2 separate regions of the Homo sapiens genome follow, and region 1 is linked to region 2. The links are chromatin loops, found by intact Hi-C in ENCODE. Cell type or tissue: gastrocnemius medialis. All regions are shown on one strand. Each heading gives the region's core, and the rest is flanking DNA. Links, peaks and the distances in the headings are about the cores only. Region 1 overlaps SDK2 (sidekick cell adhesion molecule 2). Region 2 has its middle 67 kb from the start of SDK2.

Region 1 (10,923 bases), core at 305-8,304, 110 kb before region 2:
AGCCTGTCTACCAGTAGCCCTTGCACCACAGAAAAAGGAAGGTAAATCCACAACTGGAAGAAAGCATCATGGGCTGCAGGCCACAGCCATGCCTCCGTGGGCCTGGCACTGTACACTTCTTGGAAAGATCTAGGCCTCTCGGCCCCCATCATGCCGAAATTAGAGGCTGGCTCCGTGTGGCTGCATTGCACCTGCCAGCAGGGTTACACCTGTATGATCAGAAATGTGTAAGAGCAGATTTTACTGGACTAATAAAAATTAAAATGACCAAAATGGAGTCAGAACCCAGCCAAAGAGGGAGTGTGGGAGGGAAAGAGTCTCCAGCTTTTTATTTTTTAAGCAGGCCAACCACATGGAGGTGGGGACGACTTCTTCCCCATGCCCCCGGCAGCACCTCCAGCCATCTGTCCCCACCACCTCCTGGCCTGGTTAGCTGGCTTCCAGAAATGTGACTGTCTGGAGTCTAACCGGGGCACACCAGGAGCTGTCACCCTGAGTCAAGCCTGGGGCATGAAGACAGGAAGAGAGGGCCGGGGAAGCGCGAGGACAGGGACCTTGGTGGCTGGCTGAGGATGCTCAGATGACGGGAAGACGGAACAGTCAGGCACACCCTGGCGGCTCCCCATTTCCGGAAGGAGGACAGGAACGGAGGTCCAGGGAGAGCCTATTGTAACCACCGTGCGTGACACCAAGAGCTTTGGGGAATCTACGGAATCAAAGAGTCACAGACACATGGCCTGGCCACATGCCCGTCTCCCAAGCATATTTCAGGGTTTAACCTCAGCTCACCCCGGTAATGCTGTGTTTGCAGCGCATGGGGGTGTCCGTAGCTCGCCGGTGTCACAGGATCACCCCAGAGTGGTGTGGGACGTACACTTGGAGTTCAGCCGGTCCAGCCAGCTCATTCCCCATTCGAGGCCCAGGGAGGGTTGGGTGGGGGGGATTGTTTCTAAGCTTACCGCGCAAATGCCGTCCCTCCTCCTCCTCCCCACCCCAGCTCCTGCTGCAGGTCTTCCCTCGACAGGCTGGGTACCCCACCCCACCCTCTGCCTACGTCTGTGCCACTGGGGGGCTGTGTTCAGTGTGGATGTGGGGCTCTGTGGTCCTTCTGTCATCCCTGGATCCAGAGTTACTCCTGGGGGCCCAGACACCTCTGTAATTCAAGTTGCTGGGCTACTGTGAGGCCCAAAACGTTTGTGGGGAGCAGAGAATGAAGGAGCCTCAGCACCCACTCCCTATCCTGGCCACAAGAGCATCCTTCCTCCTCATTGTGCAGGAAACCCCCACCCAAAGGAACAGAGATGGGGTGTGGGGGGCTTCCCCCAGAGACCATGAGGCATGCGCTCTGGGCCCTGGGGTAACCTGGACAACATTTGCCTCTAAGGGACCAGGAGTGGCCCAGGACAATAGACCCAGAGGCAGAACACCTAGCTTGGAAGGGCCAGAGCCCCCCAGGGAAGGAGCAGATGGTACCTCAAGCTGAACCCCTTCTCTGCAGTGCCCCCCCAAAGTGTGCCACTCACATGTTTACTGATCAGATTTGGGGTTTCTGACATGCAGTAATCGGATCACGGAAGGTGTTAACTGGATTAGGCAGAAGGCTTCCAGGAGACACCAGCTGAAAGTGGCTATTAAATAACACAGGGGCCTGGGCGGCAGGGCTGAGGGGACCCTGCTTCCTCAGCCCTCTTCTTCTTTTGTCCCTGGCTCCTCACTTACCCTCCTTGGCCATATCTCACTGTCCGTCCTTCTTTGAGCACTGGCCATGTGGCCGAGTCTGTGTTGGACAATTTGGTTGCATTATCTCCTTTAATCCCCACAGGGAATTTACAAGGTAGGTTTCAACCTCCCCATGTAACAGAAGGGAAAACAGAGGCTTGGAGGTTAAGAAAATGGCCCCACAACCCACAGCAATAAATATGTCTGGAATTCCAATCCAGCTTTATCTAATATCGTTTCCAACTCAAAAACTGTTTCCCCAAACCTGGTCATGTCAGGCCTCCCAACGTCTGGGAGCCAGCAGGTGGTTCACTCTGGCCAGCCTCTGAGGCTGAGTGTTGGACAGCGGGAAGGCGGCATTGATGGGGATTCGTGGGCTGTAGGGGAAGGTCAGCCACTGGACAGCTCCCTCGACCCTTGACCCCCTCAGGCTGGGGTGCTGGCCTTCCCCCGGGCAGCAGCTGAGGGCCTGAGTCTCATGTCCTCAGACTGCTCCAGATCAGATGGTCTCAAGCCCTTCTCCTGAGTATAAAGATGCCCTTCCCTCCCCCAGTGCTGCTCCCTAAGACCCTAGAGGCAAGAACTTGGTTGCTCCCCTGGAAAGTGTTGGTGGTGGGGATGAGGAGATGGGAAGAGAGGGAGGGGGAGAGAGAGAGAGAGAATATATTAGATATCACAGAAGCAAGCTGGAGTCCCAGCAATGTGCTTGCTCCTGCAAGACTCCCTGCCTGCCTCATGATGGGACAATGAACACACACACACACAACACATACAAATACACACAGAACACACAGAAATACACCCATAGCACACATATGCACACATACATGTAATACATAGCACACATATGCACACAAATACATGCACAAATACAAATACATGCAGCACAGATGCACACAAATACACTTAGCACATATGCACACACACAAATATACAGCACATATCCACACACAAATACACACAGCACACAGACACACATACAAATGCACACATAGCACACACATGCACACATGCAAATACACACAGCACATACATAGCACACACCTGCACATATACAAATACACACAGCACACACCTGCACACAGCACACGTGCACACACACATACAACAGGCCTCACTACCTGCCTGCTTCACTCCCCCAGCCCTTGTCACCCTCTGCTCTGTGGATCACCTCCTCAATCAGAACGCCATCACCACGAGAAAAGACTTCGGCCTGTTTCTGTTGTTTCTACCTCTGTACCCACAGCTCCTAGCACGGTGCCTGAAATAAGTGGGCATTGGGTGGGCACTTGCTGAATAAGTGAAGCCATGAGCCACAGAAGGGGTGTCAGTGAGAATTCGAGTGTGGGTGAAGGTGAGGAGGAGGAGGAGGAGGAGGGAGGAAAGGGAGGTCTGAGAGATGGGGAGAGGCAGGCCTGGGGGAGAGCGTGGCCCTGTGTCGGAGAGACAGAGAAATAGAGTCGGGGTGGCCACAGGTAATGAATGCCGTTTGTGGTGAGACTCTCTTGCCCTATGGCTCCAGATTGAGGGGGTGTCCCAAGGATGTCTGGGCACAATATTGGTGTGTGCCAGGGCCTGGGAAGGAGGCCCTTGTGCTTCCAAGAGATCCCACACAGCACCAGCCTCCCACACAGCCATGAGTCTGGGCCCTGGAGGGGACCCAGCCTCGGGTCATCAGAGGAAACGCTGTCTCCTCCTCGCTTGGACTGGCCAGTGGCACAGGCTCCCTCCTAGGGAGGTATGGAGTCACCAGAAAGGCAGCCTGGGGCCCAGGCCAGGCCCAGATGGCCCCAGCTGTTCACCACAGCCCCAGGGCAGGCAGGAAGCTGGGGTGCGGGGAGTAGCCGCTGACCCACTGGGAACCAGCATGCAGTTTGGAGGGGGGCCTGGTGGGGGCAGTGTCAGTTCAAGGCTGGCATCCACTCCTCACCGGCAGGCCCTGGCAAGGGCCTATCCTCCCTAGAAGGCTTGGAGGCAGCCAGGGGGGCTGAGAGGGGCCAGGGGAGCTGGGAGGACAGGCTCCATCCTGTGGGGCTCCCTGCTGCCTAGAAGCAGCCATCAAGCAGCCCGAGAGTGTGGCAGACATGGCTTAGGCGGCCTGATGGAGAAGCCCTTGACACATAGGATTGCAGAAGTCAGAGGTCTTGGCCTTAGGGGGATACAGTGAGGCCTCGGCACTCCCAGTCTTATGTCCCAGGCAGACGGCCCTCACCTACCCCCTGTGCCTGCCCCAACACGTTTGGGCTGTCCTGGGCAGGGATGCACACACAGGGAGTCCCAGCTGCAGGTGGTGGTAGCCTGGAGACCTGGGTCCTGGGCAGCTTTGGGACAGAGCCACTGGGCAATCTGGGGCGGCAGGGGTAGTGGAGAGGGACCCGCAGGGTGAGTGGGGAGGCAGTGGCGACCTCTATGAGAGAAGGCAGCCTGGCATATGGGGCAGTGATCAGGGCAAGGTGTCAACACACCTGGGTCCCCACTCCAACTGGGGACCTGGAGGAAGCCTCCTCCCCTCCCTGGAGAGGGGCATGACACGGTATGAACATTGGCCGGAGCTCCAGTCAACCTCTGCGACCCTCAGTTTCCTCATCTGCATAATGGGTTTGTGTGAATGTACGAAAACTCCTATCAGTGCATTTTACTTCTCAATATATTTCTGCATATACATATTCTGCATTCTCTCTGGCCTCCCTGTCCCAGCGTCCCAGCCTCTGAAAGGGGGCGCTGGCTCATGATGTATCTGTTTCCCGCAGTGACATGTCCCCGGAACCCACAGCCAACCCCCTTCCCAGTGGTCTCTGATGTTCCCCCCACCCCCAGAAGGGAGATGAGGAGGAGCAGAAACAGGGGACACAGGACAGGGTGGCTGGTTCCAGCCTCCCCGACCCTCCCAGCTCCACTCTGATCTTGTGGCCTCTCCAGCTCTCATCCTCCCTCCATGGCCTCCAGATGACAAGTCCCTGGGGATAGCTCCCTGCCATGGCTGGCGGTGTCTGAGCAAAAGAGGGAGATGAAGCTGGCTTGGAATGGGAGGTGCTAACCTTGTCTTCGGAGTTGCCCGCTTGCTCCCTCCACCCCTAGTCCAGGATGCGCAGGCAGAACCCCGGCCATTTCCATTCTGGGGACTCTGGTCGGGAGTCCGGCGCCCTAGGAATCGTCTCCTCACTTCAGTCTGAACCTGCTCCATGCCCAGGGACCGGGCCAGTGCACCTGGACTCACCTCATCTGAATCATCCCTGTGGGAGTGCCTGTCAAGAGCCAAGATGTTCCCAAGCTCATCTGTCTTTCTCTTGTCCTTTAACACGTATTCTCCTGATGGGTTTTGGATATTTTCATTCTCCTTCACCTCACCGGGGCCTTGAAGGGTGGAGACTCTCCCTGGTGCTGGCTACCCAGCACCCCACTACTGACACAAGACGGGGAGCTGCCCTGGGTGGAAGATGAGAGGATGCAATCAGATTTCTGGAAGCTGGGCACAAGAAACCTGTGACCAAGTCTCAGCCCTGCCAGGTATGACCCTCTGACCATAGGCAAATTATTTAACTTCTGTGATCTCAGTTCTATAAAGCAGGGGCCTCTCCTGTGATACTTTGCTTATAGAACTCTGCGATGTGGACGTATCTGTCTGGAATAGTTCCTGGGCTCGTGGGAGACACACAATCAACAGAACTATGGACATTACCGTCCTGTCTCTCAGGGCTCATGGAACGACAGGCTTCTGCCGATCCTGCCCCCAGCCCACCGCTATCCTTATAAATATGTATTCATAGGAGTTTTCACTGTGTGCTTCTGGACTATTTTCTTTTCTTTTTTTTTTTTTTGAGACAGAGTCTCGCTCTGTCGCCCAGGCTGGAGTGCAGTGGCACGATCTCAGCTCACTGCAAGCTCCGCCTCCCGGGTTCACGCCATTCTCCTGCCTCAGCCTCCCAAGTAGCTGAGACTACAGGCACCCGCCACCACGCCCGGGTAATTTTTTGTATTTTTAGTAGAGATGGGGTTTCACTGTGTCAGCCAGGATGGTTTCGATCTCCTGACCTCGTGATCCGCCCACCTCAGCCTCCCAAAGTGCTGGGATTACAGGCCTGAGCCACCGCGCCTGGCCTATTTCATTTTTATGATACCCCTACAAGGTGAAATATTCCCTTTCTACTTCTACAGATGGGAAGAGTGACGCTCAGAGGGTTTGGGTCACTATTCTGAGGTTACATAGCCAGCTGGTGTCCGAGTTGTTCTCAGGTGCCCCAAACCTAGAACTTTTCCATCCCATCTCCCCAGGGGGAGGGTGCTAGGATCCCGTGCCCCAACCCCAGTTAACAGCCACCCTCCCACCATTCACCACTGCCATGACTTTGGAGCCATCTAAGCATATACAGGTGACAGGAGTAGGCCGGACCCACAGGCAGTTTGCTGGGTTTGGGAGACTCGGTGTGGGGCGTGAGTTCCTAGACGCTAACCCCCTGTCCTCCTGGCTCAGGTCGCTGGGTCATTGGCCGACGGCACCTGTGCGGGCTCATGCAGGGCAGCTCAGATGGCACAGGCCTCCCTGACAGCCAGCTGGCCGAGGCAGCCCCATGCATCAGCCAGTTTTGTTTATTCTCCAGCCTTGTTTATGACTCGATAAAATCCATAACACGGACAGTGCCTGTCTCCCCTGGCTTCCCCTCTGCCCGGCTCTCGTTCCCTGGGGATGCAGCTCTGCTCTTTATAGAAACCACCTGCTAAACTAGGCCCACCTGAAACCCATCACTGTCAGTAAATGACCCTCCAGGAGAGGAAGCTGCCCAGTAAGTGTGAGGCAGCGGGCACGACGTGGATCGCTGGCCTTTTTCTTTACAGAGGTTAAAAATAGTCCCACCGGGAGCAGCCCATCCCCCTCCAGGGACCACCCCTAGCTGTATACCTATGTCCCCTCCAGCAGGGGAAGGTGGGAGAGGCACTGGACAGGTGCTGAGAAGACGTGGTCTGGCCAGGGCCTGGCACCTGTGAGCTCGAAGGCCTCGTGTAAGTCACAGCACCTCTCCTGCTTTCCGTTTCCATTTACACAATAAAATGAATGGATCAGGCACCAAGCGCCGGCTTGCTTCGATTTTTCTTCAAGTAGTGGAACCCTTTCTTTAAGTAAAATTTTAGACAGATCCCCAATAGATGAGAGTGCTGAAGAAAACGGACTTTTCCGGGTAAGGAGCGAGTGGAAAATGTAGCATCCCCCTAGAAAGAGTTACCCCTTTTCTTGTTTTTCCAACTGAAGTCTCCGAGCTTCCAGAAGGCTGAGGCTGGATATTTTTCATTGTTGTGTCCTGTGCAATGGGCCTGGCCCACTGATGTGTCTCTTGTAGTGCTTAGTACATTCGTACAGAAGGAGGAAGGTAGGTAGGTAGGAGGGAGTGAGAAAAGAAAGGAGAGAAGGTGCTGGGCACGGTGGCTCACGCCTGTAATCCCAGCACTTTGGGAGGCCGAAGGGGGTGGATCACTTGAGGTCAGGAGTTCAAGACCAGCCTGGCCAACATGGCGAAACCCCATCTCTACCAAAAATACAAAAATTAGCCTGGCGTGGTGGTGGGCACCTGTAATCCCAGTTACTCCTCAGGAGGCTGAGGCAGGAGAATCACTTGAACCCAGGAGGCGGAGGCTGCAGTGAGCTGAGATAGCGGCACTGCACTCCAGCCTGGATGACAGTGAGGTTCCATCTCAAAAAAAAAAATTAAATTAAATAAATAAAAATAAAGGGGAGAGGGAAAAGAGGAGGAGAGAGGGAGCAAGGAAGGAGGGAGGAAAGGGGGAAGAGGAAAGGATGAAGAAGGAGGGAGGGAGGGGAACACACATTAAGCCAGTTTCTTTTTTCTCTCACTTCAAGCATAGCTCAAAATCCATTCCACCACCCTAAGCCATTCCTCTCCATCCTGAGACTCAGGCTAAAAGCAGAGGCTGTGCCACAGTCCTTGCCAGGCCCAACCTGTTCCCCACTTGCAGGGAGCTCAGCCAGTGGTCTCTGACACAGGGGCCCAGGCTCCTCAGCTGTGATGGGGGGTCCTTCAGTGAAGGTAGGTGCCAAGTCCTGTCTGCCAACACAGTCACTCTGTCTCACACACCTACGGTTATTTGTCAAAGTATGTGACTGCTGTTGTGATTAATACGCTAGACGTCCATTTAAAAGTGATACTGAACCCGTAGCAGCCCCTCGTCACTATGTTTTCTCAAACAGTGGTTGCTAAATAAACAACCACAAGCACATGGAGATCCCTGACTTTCCTGGGGAAAGGGGTCCTTGTGCTGGACAGGAGGGGACCTGGTCCCAGGTGGCCTGAGCCCGGGGCAGACCCTCACCCTTCCCTGGCCATTGCAGCTCCCGCCACTTCCTCGGTCCCATCCAGCAGCACTGGGTTTCCCTCCAGGAGCCCATGGATGGCAGCCGTGTGCTGGGCCAGAGGCCACATCTGGAATTCATTCTCTTCATTAAATTGGTGGCTGTTTCCCAAGCTCTGGCTCTCTTGATCCTCCCAAAGCCCTGTTCGTGCTGCTAACAAGGGCAGTAATTTGTTCATTAAAAACGGGACGCCTTCCCAACAGGCCTCCCTGGCTTCTGCCTCCCCTGGGGGAGGCGGGGTGTGGAGAGGGCGACAGCAATCCTTGGTCCCAGGATCAGAGCTGTCCCACCTAGGGGGACACCCAGGGCTTCTCTGGGGCAGAGCCTCACCTGCTCTGGTCACTCAGCCCCTAGCTCCCCAAGTGACTCCGATGGTGCCAGCAGACAGTGTGGGGAGAGGCCGACAAGAGCCCCTGCCAGCTCCTCTCCTGCTCTGCGACAGGGTGTTGTGGCCATCCAGTCGATGCGGACAACTTGATCTGGCATCAAGTCCCTGTGCAAACCACAGCCCATCAAGAGGCATTTATTGTTGTGAAAACAAACAGTCCCCTCCCCAGTGCCTGGTCCATCCTATCTCCACTCCCCACCGGATACCCTTTCCCTGTCCTTGGAGCAGCTCAGACGGACTAATCCAGAGCTGCTCACTCCTCTGCATTCCAATCTCTGCTCCGGCTGGTCTGGGCCCACCAGGGAACAGGAGGCAGGATACCAGAGTCTGGGGGGCAGGACTCTGTGCACAGAAACCCACCCAAGAGAGGCCTCAGGGCCTTTGGTGCCTTTATGAATGATCTTTTCATTTTATTATTTAAAAAAAAATTTTTTTTTTTTTTTGAGATGGCATCTCACTCTGTTGCCCGGGCTGGAGTGCAGTGGCATGATCTCAGCTCACTGCAACCTCCGCCTCCCAGGTTCAAACAATTCTCCTGTCTCAGCCTCCCGAGTAGCTGGGAATACAGGCATGCACCACCACGCCCAGCTAATTTTTGTATTTTTAGTAAAGACGGGGTTTCACCATATTGGCCAGGCTGGTCTCGAACTCCTGACCTCAGGTGATCCACCCGCCTCGGCCTCCCAAAGTGCTGGGATTACAGGTGTGAGCCACCGCGCCTGGCCTTACGAATGATCTAAGTTTAAGCACATGGACCCTTTGAGGTGGCATGCTGGGTGGAATAGTGTCCCCCCAAATTCATGTCCACCCAGAACCTCACGATGTGGCCTAATTTGGAAAGAAGGTTGTTGCATATGTTCTGAATTACGGTGAACTCTAGTCCAATATGCTGTCCTGTGAAGAGGGAAATTTAGACACAGGTACACGCACAGAGAAAAGACGGGATGAAGCACAGAGACATAGGGATAGGGCCGAGGGACAACGGAGGCAGAGACTGGAGTGAGGCATCTCTCGGCTAAGGCATGTGGAGAATCACCAGTAGCGCCCAGAGCTAGGAGACGGTCCCGGGACAAGCTCTCCTTGGAGTCTCCAGAAGGAACCAACCCTGCCGACGACACCTTGATTTTGGACATCCAGACTCCAGAACTGTTTTTTTTTTTCTTTTTTGAGACAGAGTCCTGCTTTTTCGCCCAGGCTGGAGTGCAGTGGCGCCATTTTGGCTCGTTGCAGCCTCCGCCTCCTGGGTTCAAGTGATTCTCCTGCCTCAGGCTCCCGAGTAGCTGGGATTACAGGCACCCAGCACCATGCCCGGCTAATTTTTGTATCTTTAGTAGAGATGGGATTTTGCCATGTTGGCCAGGCTGGTCTCGAACTCCTCACCTCAGGTGATCCGCCTGCCTTGGCCTCCCAAAGTGCTGGGATTACAGGCGTGAGCCGCCGCGCCCAGCCCAGAACTGTGTTTTAAACAACCCAGTTTGTAGTGCTTCGTTGCGGCAGCCACAGGAAACCAATACAGGTAGGTAGGTGAGTTGGCCACGTTTGGGAAACTGAGGCCCAGAAGTTGGAGTGCTTCACTCCAAGGTCACAAAAACAAGGCAGTGACACAACTGAGGCTGGAGTTGAGATCCCCACTCCCACTCCATGAATCCTCTGTGAGGCCCAGAGACTGAGAAGGAGCCCAGGCCTGCATGCCTCAGCCACTTTGTTAGGAAGAAAGCGAGGGCTGCGAGGCCTGGGCAGAGCAAGGACGGGGAGCCTCTTCCTCCATGGCATCCTCAGCTGCACACACAGACCTGTAACAGGGCCTTGGCAACAGTGCACCATCTCTGACTCAGTATCCAGGATTCTCTCATTCTTAGCAGAGTGCCGGCTGCCTGGCAGACACTAATAAATGAATACATGGATGGAAGAAAAAAAAAGTCTAAGTTCTTTTTTTTTTTTTTAATGAAGTTCCTTTGCAGAATCCTCCTTTTTTGATGCCAGATAGAAATAAAGTTGGATGACATTTTTCCCATTCTCAGTCTCTTAAATCCCAAGAAACCCACACAAGGAAATCTATGTTCGGGTCTGGGCACTGTCCTTAAGTGAGAATGTTGATTTAAAGCAGGGTTTCTCAACCCTGGCGCTATTTTGTTGTTGTTGTTGTTGTTGAGATGGAGTCTCACTGTGTCACTCAGGCTGGAGTGCAGTGGCGTGATCTCGGCTCACTGCAAGCTCCACCTCCCAGGTCCAAGTGATTGTCGTGCCTCAGCTTCCCAAGTAGCTGAAATTACAGGGCCTGCCACCACGCCTGGCTAATTTTTGTATTTTAGTAAAGACAGGGTTTTACCATATTGATCAGGCTGGTCTCAAACTCCTGACCTCAAGTGATCCACCCACCTCAGCCTCCCAAAGTGTTGGGATTATAGGCATGAGCCACTGTGCCCAGCCAACCTTGACACTATTGACAGCTTGG
Region 2 (13,058 bases), core at 2,745-10,744:
TGTGACTTCCTCAGATTAGAAGAAGCCGTGAAGCCCACTTTGTGGGCTGTAAGAAGTTTGAGTACCTGAGACTGCCATGCTGGGGAGGTCACATGTACGTGCTCTGGTCACCTGGGCTCCTGGCTGACAGCAATGACTTCCAGGCCAGTAAGTGCGCCATCTTGGAAGTCGTGCCTTCAGATGACCACTGTCTGGCTGACATCTGACTGCAGCTGTGTAGGAGATCCAAGTGCCTAGGTGAGCCTTTCGCAAATCTCTGCCACACAAAATCATGAGCAAAATACAATGGTTGTTTTAAACCATTGAGCATGGGGGTCATTTGCTACACAGCAATAGGTGACTGGACTGTGCTCTCAAAGAACGTATGGTCCACGTGGGAAGATAGATATTAAACTCTCCCACATAAAATTGTACTAGAAATCATAGCAACATTGAAGAGCTCTGTAGAACTAGGAGAGTGCATTGGTCCAGAGAGGTTGGGGAGCGTTCCCTGAGGAAAGGGGTGATGATTGAGATCTGAAGGAAAAACAGGAATTTCACAGGAGGTGAGAGGAAGAGTATTCTGGCACGAGCAAAGGTCCTGGGGCAGGAAGGAGATGCTGAAAGAAGGCCAGAGAAGTTGCAGAGTGGGGAACAAGGAGAGGCCAGAGAGAGACATGGGGCCCAGACCCTGCAGGGTCACGCTTGCATGCCATGCTGAGGATCTGGGCATTTGTAAGAAGAGCAATGGAAGCAGTAGTTGTGGGTGTCAGGGGCTCTGGTTAATGAGCCTGGGAGCACTCGCCTGGAAATGGCACTCGAAGGGGAAACGGTGTAGGTGAAAACCAATACCCAATAGGACCAAGGTTCTGGCGGGGGCAGCTTTCCTGCTGAGGGTCCCAGCGCCTTGCTTTCCTAGGAAAGGCTACAACTTCAAATTGAATTGCACGACCTTGGGTGGGTCATTTCACCTCTCCGGGAACTGGACTTGTATGGATGATTTATAGGTCCTTTCAAATCCCATGAATCAAAGAATCAATCCTCAATGACTTTCCCATCACGAACAAAGCACTCGCTAAAACTTACATAAATAGATTAAATGGGCCAATGACATGAGATTAGATTTAATATGAATCGTTATCATAATGTGCTGTCTACAGAGCTGTGTCTTTTCCCCCTAATGCCAGCCTTATTTTAATGGCAACACTGGGTTAGGAAAGGCAGCCACTGAGCAAATGTCCCCTGGCTCCCTGGGGAAAGTCTGCCTGTGTCAAACTGTAGCGGAGAAATAAATGTTACACACGTGACCATGGCCTGGACATGGAGCTAAGTCCCTGCCTGGCACGCACTCATCCCCAGATGCAGACAGTGCCTCGTCAGCAAAGCTGACTCACCAGGAAAGGGATGCACTCCAGACACCAGTCTCCAGCATTCCCTTAAGACATGAACTCCGCACGATTGAAAATGCAGAAACCAATGATGCTCACAGGTTTGGGGTCATTTACTCTCCCTGGGACCTTGGACCAGTTATTTTACCTCTCCAAGCAGAACTTTCCTTTAAACTGAAGATTAAAATAGTCACTTACCTACCTTCAAGGTGTGATGCAGAGATGAAACGAGGTAATTCCTGTAAGTTGGGCATATCATATTCACCTGGCACCTAGTATGCGCTGAATAAATGTTGACTATTATTATTCCAGTCAATTCTTCAGTGCTGTTCTTGAATAATTGAAACTACACACAGTTAAGATGACAAATGTCAAACCCAGAAATACCAAGGGCCTGCTCTATGAATTTATGCTCAAATTGACTGTTTAGAAAACAGAGAGTAGGTTCGGCTCGTCTCGGTAATCCCTTTTGCTGTTCGTATACCTTCCCTAGTTAAAAATAAAAACCAAAACAAAATCGCAAGTAATGTGAAGGAGGGGTGCTCCAGCCCAGTGGATCCAAATGGTATTTGAAGTCACTCGGAATAACCGGCAGGGCCCCGTTCCTGTTCTGGGATGCATGCTTTGGGCTTGCTATTGAGTGGGCACACAGGCGTGCACACACACACACACACACTCATTGCTGAAAATGTGCCCAGAAAATTAATTCTCGTTTCCTTGATACAGTCCTGTTCTGCTTTCCAAGACGAAAAACACATCACCTCCCACAGCAGCCGCCTCACTCCCATCTGATGAGGGCAAGAGGCAAGGCAGGGAGGAAGCAGAAAGGAGGGACGGAGATGGCAAAGAGTTCTCAGTTCTCCACCTGCGCTCCCGAGCCCCTCTCCGGCCAGGGCTGGGGACTGTGTGCCTTCAACGCAGGCAAAATAAAATGGTTGCATCTTGGATCCATCTAGACAGTAAATTTTTTGAGTCCTTATAAGCTAAAATCAATATTGGCACAACTGTGTGTCATTAAAAACTAAATGAACATGACAAAGCCCAACTGCTGCCTATTAAACAAATGAGTTTTCTCTCCGCACAGGCACAGCGGGTTATTAAATTCTTTATTACAGGAACATCACCATTTGAAGGGGGTAAAAATACGTCTTTATGAGTCATCTGTGTGTGTGTAGCAGCGTGGCCTTCCTGTGCTCGTCCTCAAAGGCGCTCAGGAGCCGCCAACCTTCTCCTCCCCCAGGAAGATGAGGTTTCTCCGAGCTCTCTATCAGCAGAGGTGGAGAGAAAGGGTTCCATGACACCTGGTGTTCACTCACATGTTACGGATCCATCCAATCATTACTTTGTTAATTCATCAATATGTATTTATTGAACGTCTACTATGAGTCAGGCATTCTGCTGGGTCCTGGGATCATCCATTTAAGCCAAGATACTTGGAACTGCATTTCAGAAGAGCCAGTTGCCCGTAGCCTAAATGACAAGGATATTTATTTTCTCCCCTAACAAGCCTGGAGTCAAGGTGGTTCCAGAGCTGATGTAATGATCCAGTGATTTTATCATAGACTCAGATTCTTTCATCTTTATAAAGCTCTGCCGTTCTCAGTGTGACACTGGTTTCCTCATGGTTGCAAAAGGGTTGCCATTGCTCCAAACATCTTGACTGCACACAGCCATATCCAATGGCCATTCCGTCCCCACATTTCATTGTATCTGGTAGTAAAATCTATTACAGAAGCCCTGAAAAGTTTCTCCTCACATGCCAGTGGCCCAAGGTGGTGCATATGCTCTGTGTCTCCCTCATCGTAAGGGAAGCTGGAAATGTGTTGTTCATAGGCTCCTTCTACCTCTCGACAAAGCTTTCTTTTTCTATTTTCTGGGCATTTGTGATTCTCTTGGATCCTCACCTCCAGTGCCCCCAAACCTGCTTGCTGTCTCTTGGCATTCCCCCAGTTCCTGGCAGTGCTGGTGTTCAGGCTACTTCCCCAGATCTCCTTTCACCCTCCTCTCCACCTCTCTCTGTGCTCCAAGGGGCTGATTTTCTTTCTTTCTTTCTTTTTGGAAATGGAGTCTCGCTCTGTCACCCAGGATGGAGTGGTGCCATCTCAGCTCACCACAACCTCCACCTCCCAGGTTCAAGCGATTCTCCTGCCTCAGCCTCCCGAGTGGCTGGGGTTATAGGTGCCCGCCACCACGCTGGCTAATTTTTTTGTATTTTTAGTATAGATGGGGTTTCATCATGTTGGTCAGCTGGTCTCGAACTCCTGACCTCAGGTAATCCACCCACGTTGGCCTCCCAAAGTGCTGGGATTACAGGCGTGAGCCACCACGCCTGGCCAGCTGACTTTCATAGAGATGTTCAAGGGGCTGCTTTGCCTTCTGGTTTCAGTTGGGGTAGACCAGTGGAAGGCATGACTGGAGATCAGAAAGCAAGAGGAGAGGGAACTGGAGTCATGGTTTCCCTAGGTCCCTCCTTGCAGGTACTGGGGTTGTCCACGCCTTTCTGCCTAAGCTGTCCTCTTATGCATCTGCTCTCGCCAATATTCTGGTACCTGCTCCCATCCATTACTGTTCATACCTGGAACCCTGGGTTGCTACACCATTCCTGGAGGGCTTCCCCTGCATTCAGCTCTCCCCACCCACCTATCTGAGCCTGCCCTCTGCTTCTCACCAGCACTGGCTGCTAGCCCAGCCCATGCCTTTCACCAGGTTCTCTGCCTGTCTCCTCAGACTGAAACATCATCTGACTTGCTATTTCGTTCTCAACTCTAGCTTTGCTCCTGGAAAAGTGTCCTTTTGGTCCCCATCAGTTCTGTGCTATGTAGCCATGGGCAAGCCCTTTCCCTCTGCTGTGCACTCCACCATTGTTCCAGATCCCAGCCCAGGTACATGTCCTGGCTCCCACTTGCCCAGATGAGCATATACTGACCTGATACTAACTGGAGACTCTTCTGTCTTTAGAGGATGGAGGAGGGAACCGAAAGAGTGGAGGAAGAAAAATACAAAGAAGTGCAAAGATGGGAGATGGATGGGACTCTCTCTGAATAGCCCCAACTTCCCTCTGGAGAAAATGGACAGTACCAGTGTCCTGGTCAGCCTTGGTACCCACTGGGTTTTCTCATTTGCACTGGGAGATGACACATCTTCTCTGCTTCAGCTCAGGATTACTACTTCCCGATCTCAGCCAGGTCCAAGAAGCAGGGATTCAGGACTTAGCATGTTTGCTTCTGTTGTTGCTCCTAATTTTCATAGTAGCCAAGCAGAGTAGACATTATGGTCCCTGTTTTACAGTTGAGGAAACTGAGGCGCAGACATTAAGCATCTTGTCCAAGGTCATGTGTTATTCCTATCAGGACTTGGACCAGAATCCTATCTCCTGACTTCAAATTCCAGGCTGTTTCTCTGATGCTGTAGTTCCTAGTTTCTGCTCTGAACTGACTTGCGTTCTATACGCTGAACCGAGGAGTCTGTTCTACAGGTTAATGGGATAATGACTGTCTTTCCTCAATTTGCAGATAGAATACATTAGTACATATAATTTCTTTGATTATTCTGTTGTTTTCCACATTTTTGTAGAGTCTTTTGGCACTTATCATCCTATCGTCAATACCTGAATCTCATATAAAATGGGATGTGATTTAGCGTGGCATTACACAGGTAACTCCAATACCTCAATAGCTCTCAGTGTGTTCTGCACAGACTAGGATGTACTTGCCCCATGCTTTAGGCCCAGATTCATGATTTGAGAACCACTTTTCCATGATTTTTTCAGTCCAGAAAGGCTAATCTAGACATTTTAAATTCTAGCATGACTAAACAGCAATGACTCCAGAAGTTCTGTGTTCATGCAGACTCCAGATGTGGGTCTGCCCCTGGCCTCCCGGGGGAGAGAACTGGGTTCCATGAGTTATGCCTTCAACAGGCACAGGAGTGGGGACTGTTGACTGCTTGCTGGTAATTTACACACCCTGACCCAGACCTGGCCTCCAGCAGAAGAAAAGAAGCTGATTCCAACCTGTCTTGGTTTTGGCTCTCCTTAGAACATCAAAGGTGTATGAAAGAGGCTGAGCTTGCCTCATCTCCCCCGCCTGTGTTAAGTGGTGATCAAGATGGCATTAGAGATGATCACATCATATTATTTAAACATGATTTTAAATAGCTGTAACAATGGCCAAGCTCCATCTGCAGACCTTGACCGCTGCCCAGCAAAGGGCAGTTGGTTGGCTTACACGATGAGAGCATTGCTGGCACGCAGGCTTGTCCGTCATCCTCGCTTGCTGGAACTCAGCAGCGAGTCTCTCTGAAGGTGACACAGGCTTTGGTGGGTGGGGTGTGGAGCACGGCCGGCTGCACCGCTGGAAGTGGGGCGGAGAGGAGCCTGTTACCCGGGAAGTTTAGGGGCATATGGAAGCAGTGACCCCTTCTGGCCAATGGAGGAATGACATAAATTTGCTAGCAAGGGAAGACAGGCGGAGAGGTGAACGGCCAGGGAGGCCTTGGCGGGGAAGAATGGACTAATGAGAATATCTATTATGACTCGTCTCTTCAGTTATTCCCTAAGTGGCTGTGTCATCCTATGCCAGCCATCAGAGGGAGGCAGAATAAAAGTGTGTGTCCAGGGAGGATGTGAGCATGACCATGAACCCTGGCCACTCTCATCTGGAAAGGGCTAGAAGGGAATGGGGTAGTGAGGACCAGCTGTGGAAGCCTCAGGGACAATGGGACATGCATCTGAGAATCTTGGGAGTGGCCAATGCTCCTGGTACTGGGAGGCTTGGGGTGCCGGAGGTCAGCAGCCACCCCTCCTCGAGCTCTGTCAGCCAGGGATTCCTGGAGATAGTTTCCACCGCCTTTGGAGAGGTGGGCCATCCTGGAGGCTGGTGTGAAACAGAGTCCTCTCCCTGTTCTGTCCTAGAGTCGGACAGAACAGAGTCAGGCTCAGCTCTTCTCAGCTGCTGACCTGCTCTGTGGTCAAAGACGGTAGCCCCTCCCAGCTTGGGTGTGCTCCCCTACAAAGCAAAGCAAAGCAAAGCAAAGCAAAGCAAAGCAAAGCAAAGCAAACAAAGCATGTAGCCCCTCCCAGCTTAGATGTGCTCCCTGCAAAGCGGGCAGGGTATAGGGCTTTATGGAGAAGACCCGTTGATATCATGGTTTCCAAAGGGCCTGACAGTAGGTGCTCATTACGACTCCCTTGCTAGCCCTGTAGGCCGGTCATTTCAGACTGCTCCGCAAGCCCCCCATGCCTCCCCGCCTTTGCACACACCATTCCTTCTTCTTGGACAACCTCTCCTTTCCTGGCCCATCTGGTCTACCTGGTCTACTCGGGCACATTCAACTTGTTCTTCAGGGCTTGGTTCAAGGCCTTCCTGGACTGCTGCCCTGATCGCCATGCAGAGTTAACCACTTCCTCATCTATGCGCCTCTAACACTGTAGCTATACCAAGCGCACTGTGGTACTTACTTATTTGCATAATAACATCATTACATTCTAAAAATGACAGCAGCTATGAATTGTTGGGCACTTTCTGTCTGCCAGGCACTGAATGGTGAGCGTGCTGTGGATGATCTCATTTCAGCCTCACAGTAGTCAGTGAAGGAGGTGCAATTGTTAACCTGTTTAAGGATATACTAAAAGGAGGTCTTGGAGAGGATAGGTCACTCACCCAGCCTCACACAGCTGCAGTGGTCCTCCACAAAAGGGCTTGATTTGGGGCATTTGCCAATTTCCATGGTGTAAATATTCCAAGGATGATAATTTTAAACTAATGATGCTTTGATGATGGGCTTGTAGTATTCCTGAAAATTTAGCCATAGGCTCCCATGAGCTGGTACAAACTGGCATGAACTGGTTGCAATGTGTCACTGCGACAGCTCTCTGTATCTCAGGAGCAGGGACTAGGTTTTAATAACTCATGACCCCGAGTGCCCTGCACAGTGACTGGAGCTTAGTAGCTGCTAAATTAATGTTGGTGACATGAGATGGATTTCAGAGCATAGAGGGCAGGGGCAGAGGCTGCCTGGATGGCGCACCCCAACAGGACACTGCCTTTCTCCTCCTCTGAGTGGATGTTGTCTGACAGACTCACATTTCAAACTGAGCGCAGGTGCAGTGGGCTGTCAGGGGCAGCAGAGGCCTCTGGGCTGGGAACAGATGTCACATCTGGGCATCTGACAGGAGAAGCTTGTGGAGAAACCAGGAGAGGTTCAGCCTCCAGCCTCAGGTCCTGGCTCCCGCCAGCCTTCCAGGGCTCGATTCTCCCGGGACAAGTAGAGGGGCTGCTGCATGCCAAGCTGTCATCCTGGTCAGGCCAGGTCAAAACCGAGGCAGGGTCCTCTTTGAATGTATGTGTTTGTGTGTGCGTGCACATGTGGGGGCCGGAGGAGCTGAGGATCACATGGGAAAACCGTGTGTGTTTATGTGTGAGAGAGAGAGTGTGTGTGTGAGTGTGTGTGTGTGTAAATGAGAAACTTTTATCCCCACAAAAATAAGGATGTGAGATTTTATTTTATCCAGCTGATGCCAGAACAAGGCACTCATAGTTAGCCACAGAGGCACTAACTAGAGTGTTAATGCATGCCTGAACAGGGCAAGAACCGGGAAGGGAGTGCCAGGAGAAGAGACTTCCAGAGATCACTCAGGTCCCCGTGATGGGCAGCCTGTGCACAAGGGGTCTGGAGCAGTGAGAAGATGAACCTGCCAAGGCCCAGAACCATTCCTGGAGCCAGGTGAGAAATGCCTGGGTCAGTGAGTGTCAGCGTTGGCTGCAACAGCGATTCTAAAACTCGAGTTCTCATCAGTGTCAGCAAGGGCAACGTGCACAGTCTCACAGGTCCCACCCAAACACAGAAAGACCCGCACTCAGAAAGACCCCCACACTCAGAAAGACCCCCACACTCAGAAAGGCCCTCACACTCAGAAAGACCCCCACACTCAGACATACCCTCAAACTCAGAAAGACCCTCATACTCAGAAAGACCCCCACACTCAGATCCCGCACTCAGAAAGACCCCCACACTCAGAAAGATCCCCACACTCAGAAAGACCCCCGCACTCAGAAAGACCCCCCACTCAGAAAGACCCTCACACTCAGAGAGACCCCCATACTCAGAAAGAACCCCACACTCAGATCCCACACTCAGAAAGACGCCTGCACTCAGAAAGACCCCGCACTCAGAAGGGTTTAGTAGTCTGCTGTTGCCATCCTGAGATTCTTAATATTTTTTGAATAAGGGGCTCCACATTTTCATTTTGCCCTGATCCCCACAAAGGACATAGCTGGCCCTCCCTGAGGTACCTGTAAAAACCCACGTTGCTGGGTACCTGCCAAGAATTTCTGATTCAGAGAATCCTCGGAGCCAGAGGAATGGGGTAGCGCCGGGGGATCCCAGCAGAGGGAAGGCTTGTCCAGACGAGCTCTGTGGCCGGGTCACAGCTGCTGCTGCTTCCGAGTCAGAAGTCAAGAGGGTGCAAGGGGGCCAGCTCAGCTCAAACCTTTATTTCTCAAAGGGTCAGAAAGCCCAAAGGCCAGCGCTGGCTTTCAATGCACGGGAAGGAATTGAGGGTGAAGGTGTGAGAATGGACATACACAACCCAAAAGATCAGATCTCAGAAGGAGTAGGCAAATCTGGGGTGGAAAACGGAGTCTGAAATTGGCTGCTGGGAGGGCATGGTGGCTCACGACTGTAATCTCAGTGCTTTGGGAAACGGAGGAGGGAGGATTGCTTGAGTCCAGGAGTTCGAGGCTGCAGCGAACTATGATGGCAGCGAACTGAGTCACATGAAGCAACGTACCTGTACCTGCCCCATTCGTTCAGGAGCAAGTTGTTCAATGAGGGCTACTTGCACTCTAGAGAAAGGTTAACGTGCTGTCTGTTGGATGCACTGGGCCAGCAGAATGGTGAGTGGAAGGTTTTAAGCTCCCAGGACATAAGATGGTGGAAGTCTGAGGTATCCCACAGCCCTAATGGTAGGCTGGAGTTTTCTGCCTTGAGGAGGTTGTGGGACTATTTTTAGCACGTTTTCCACTACAAAATGAGTTCTCACTGACCTGTGTTGGAGGCTGAATCCCACTATTTAAGAACTGTTTCTTCCATATAAAGGAGAGGGTGCTTAACTGGAGATTACAGACCTCTTGGGAGTCAACGGATGTGCCCCGGAAGGTCCACATGCCCTGCTGAAATTGTTTGTGAAATTTAGTGTGTGCTATAGACACATATTTTTTCCTGGGGAGAGGATCTGTAGCTTTCATCAGATTCTCAAAGGGTTCTGTGACCCCCCTCATGAAAGGATTTATTGAAATGGTTTGTCTAAAAGGGGGATTATTCAGTAAATAGTGTCAGAATAACTGGCCAACCCTTTGAAAAAAAATAATAAAGCAGTATCCTTACCTAACTCCTTATACCCAAATATATCCCCGATGGGTCAAGGATTAACATACTAAAGAAAAAAATGAAGCAATAAAAGTTACGGAAGACATTTGGGTAAATATATTTACAATGTTGGAGTTGGAAACCAGTTTCCAAAGTGGGAAACGAAAACCAGGAGCCACACAGGAAAAGACTGATCAATCTAGTTCAGAAAAACGAAAGCATCAGTGTGGGTAAAATCAAGACAAAAGACTATTGAGGTCGAAAGACAAGGAGTAAATGGGAAGTCATATTTGTAGCACCAATCACAGACAAGAAGCCAATTTATTAACTTATGATGCATTTAGATAACGCATAAGAAAAAAATTAAAATAACTAAATATAAAGACATACCTACAATGTGGGTAAGCAGTCAACACTGAAAGAAAGACAGCCAACAAAAAGATTAAAGAAATGCAAATGGATACCAACAATTGGATTATCATTTTTTTAACCTCACAGATTGACCAAAATTTATATTGATGGTGTTTTATTATATGGATGTTTTATATTTTATTTCATCTTGTGTTTGCTATTTGGATTGCATCTGGTTCTCAGGTATTAGAAACAATGTTGTCAAGAACAATTTTGTAGTTACATCCATCATTATTTACTTCAATGCCTGAAGCATCACCAACATTTAGCGTCATGTAGCTGATCTTGTCCCTTCCAAAGGGATCAGAGCATACAGGCTGGAGCCAGGGTCATAGCACAGAGTTGTAGCCCTCCTGGGAATGGTAGCCCTGGATGTCGAGATGGAAAATGTGGTAAATTATATTCAATAAGTGTCCATTATGTGCAAATTGTGTGCTGGGTACTTTTGAACAATTTTATTTTATTTAAGACAGAGTCTCACTTTGTCACCCAGGGCGGAGTGCAGTGGCATGATCTCAGCTCACTGCAACCTCCGCCTCCCAGGTTCAAGCGATTCTCATGCCTCAGCTGGAATTACAGGCATGTGCCACCACGCCCGGCTAATTTTTTTGTATTTTTAGTAGAGACACGGTTTCACCATGTTGGCCAAGCTGATCTCGAACTCCTGATCTCAAGTGATCTGACTGCCTCCGCCTCCCAGAGTGCTGGGATTACAGGAGTGAGCCACTGCGCCTGGCCTGGTACTTTTGAATATATTAGCCATCTCACTTCACAACAAGAAGAAATCAAGCCAGCATTTCCCCCCATTGTACAGATGCAAAAACAAGATCAGAAAGGTTTAGTAATTTCCCCAGATTGCACAGTGAGGTAAGATGCAGATCCCTCCGGCCGAAAGCCCGTGTTCTTCTCGCCTTGCCAGCTGTCTGTTGAGAGCAGCAGCAGGTAATTGGTGGTGTACTTCTGGAGGGTGGGGAGACCAGGAGGGAAGAAAGCCACTGCCAGGGAGGCGGAAGGACCCCCAAAGACAATTTTGTCTCTATTTACAATTTTCCCAAAGGTTGACCCTGCCCCTGGGTGCCCTGATGTGTTTTCTTCAAGGGAACATTCTGCGTGGGAGGCTCAGAGGTTGTCTCTGTGAGTTCGTACAAGGAATGGATGATAAATAGCAATGGGCCTTGTTCTGCCTCCCTGCGCCTCGTGACTCTTTAGGTGCATTTAAATGGGCCACCCGGGTTGACTCTAAGCTGTCATTGCCCACGTGTGCATGCAAGCTTTCACAGAGCTCAGCAACGGAAAAGACATTTCTCCATTCCCTCTGGTCCCAGGCAATTCAAAACCTTTCTCATCTAATTGCTCTTCTTAACCCTTCTAATTGCTGTTACGTTGCTGTTCTTCCCCCGCTAAGCCAGCTGACTCGTCTTCCCTACCTTCATACTCCATCAGACCACTCCCCACACCAGGTCACCCAATTAAGTAACCATGTTCAGGTGAAAGTCTTCACAAACCAAGAGCAGGTACCGTGTTACCTTTTAAATAAATTCTAAAGACCCAACACTGTCAGAAGGAGTTTGGGGGCTCAGAGTTGATTTTCTAAGAGGAACCTCTACTCTAAACCATACCATGTCTCCAGAGCTGTAGCCAGAGGAGATGAACTGTGACTCTGGGGAAGCGGAACTATGAACCAGTGGAAGCAGAGAGAGGAACCGTCTGGTCCTGTTAGTGGCAGATACAAAGTTTCCTTACTCTGCTATTACTCAAAGGTGGTTACCAGTTAAGATTATCCCCCCAATAGTTGGCTATTCCTTTTCTTTTCTTTTCTTTTCTTTTCTTTTCTTTTCTTTTGAGACAGAGTTTCACTATGTTGGCCAGGCTGGTCTCGAACTCCTGGCCTTAAGTGATCTGCCCACCTCAGCTTCCCAAAGTGCTGGGATTACAGGCATGAGCCACTGCGCCCGGCCCTATTTTTTTGTATTTTTAGTAGAGACGGGGCTTCACCATGTTGTCCAGGCTGGTCTCAAACTCCTGACCTCAAGTGATCCGACCACCTTGGCCTCCCAAAATGCTAGGATTACAGGCGTGAGCCACCACGCCTGGCTCATAGTTGGCTATTTCTAAAGACATGAAAACACAGTGAGAGACAGTGTAGAAAGTATCAAATGACTTTTTAAAGTGTACAGATTCTTTGACCGCCTGCACAATTTTACTCCTACGAATTTATCTTAAGGAAAGACTCCGATTTGTACAAAGATCTATGTACAATATGTTCTTCTCAGAATCTTCTATGCTATCGGAGAAACGGAAACCAACTAATTATTCAATAAAAGGGACTGACCAAGAAAATGAATGTGGCTATTAAAAACCGTGCTGTAAGAAAGATAGTGACGTGGCAGAATGGTCATAATGGACTAGTATCAGGGGAGGGGGGCATGAATGATAGGGAAAGCAGGCTAGAAAATAGTATGTACAATGGTACGTGTGTTTATAAAGAAAAAGGACTGGGAGGAGAGGGAAAGAAGGCTAGAAATCTCTGCAGCAAAAATGTTAAAGAGGTTTCCTCCAGGGTAGAGAATTATGAGCAATTTTTCTTTTTCTTGTGCTTTTTGGTTTTCCACTTTTACTACATTGAGCTCCTTTGTAATTAGGAAAACCAGGTTTTTAAAAGAGGTGGTTCTGTTACAGGTCCTTTGGTCCAGCGTTCTGTAGTTGCCACGGGCTGTGGTGGGAGCCTGGAGGTGTCTGCTCAGGGAAGGGCAGCTGCCAGGTGGGGTCCAGGAGGCAGGTGGCTATGCAAGCAGCTCAGCTTGTAGGATAGGTGAGCTTGGCTCATGGACTCTCCTCCCGTGATCACTTTTCCCACCTCCCCCCTCCCCCCACCGATCCCACAGGGGACATTCAGTATCCCAAATACCCAGC

Evidence for each region. Peaks named below come from ENCODE experiments on the same cell type or tissue, not always from the same donor. Only the 100,000 strongest peaks of a DNase experiment are listed, where the experiment ranks them.
Region 1: a loop joins it to region 2, with 8 times the contacts of the local background. A loop is called at or near these places in 21 of 110 quality-filtered maps.

Annotation. Positions count from the first base shown.
Region 1 is chr17:73,592,127-73,603,049 of GRCh38, forward strand. All of the region lies in intron 1 of SDK2 (sidekick cell adhesion molecule 2), which reads right to left. Among named protein-coding and RNA genes, the nearest start is that of SDK2, 47 kb to the right of the region's middle. RefSeq lists an enhancer at 3,024-3,569. In gastrocnemius medialis, for the core only: a CTCF peak has its summit at 3,602; no DNase peak of the experiment used is centred there.
Region 2 is chr17:73,704,563-73,717,620 of GRCh38, forward strand. No RefSeq gene overlaps it. Among named protein-coding and RNA genes, the nearest start is that of SDK2, 67 kb to the left of the region's middle. In gastrocnemius medialis, for the core only: a CTCF peak has its summit at 5,782 (motif pointing left); a DNase peak (open chromatin) is centred at 5,737; H3K27me3 peaks cover 2,060 bases.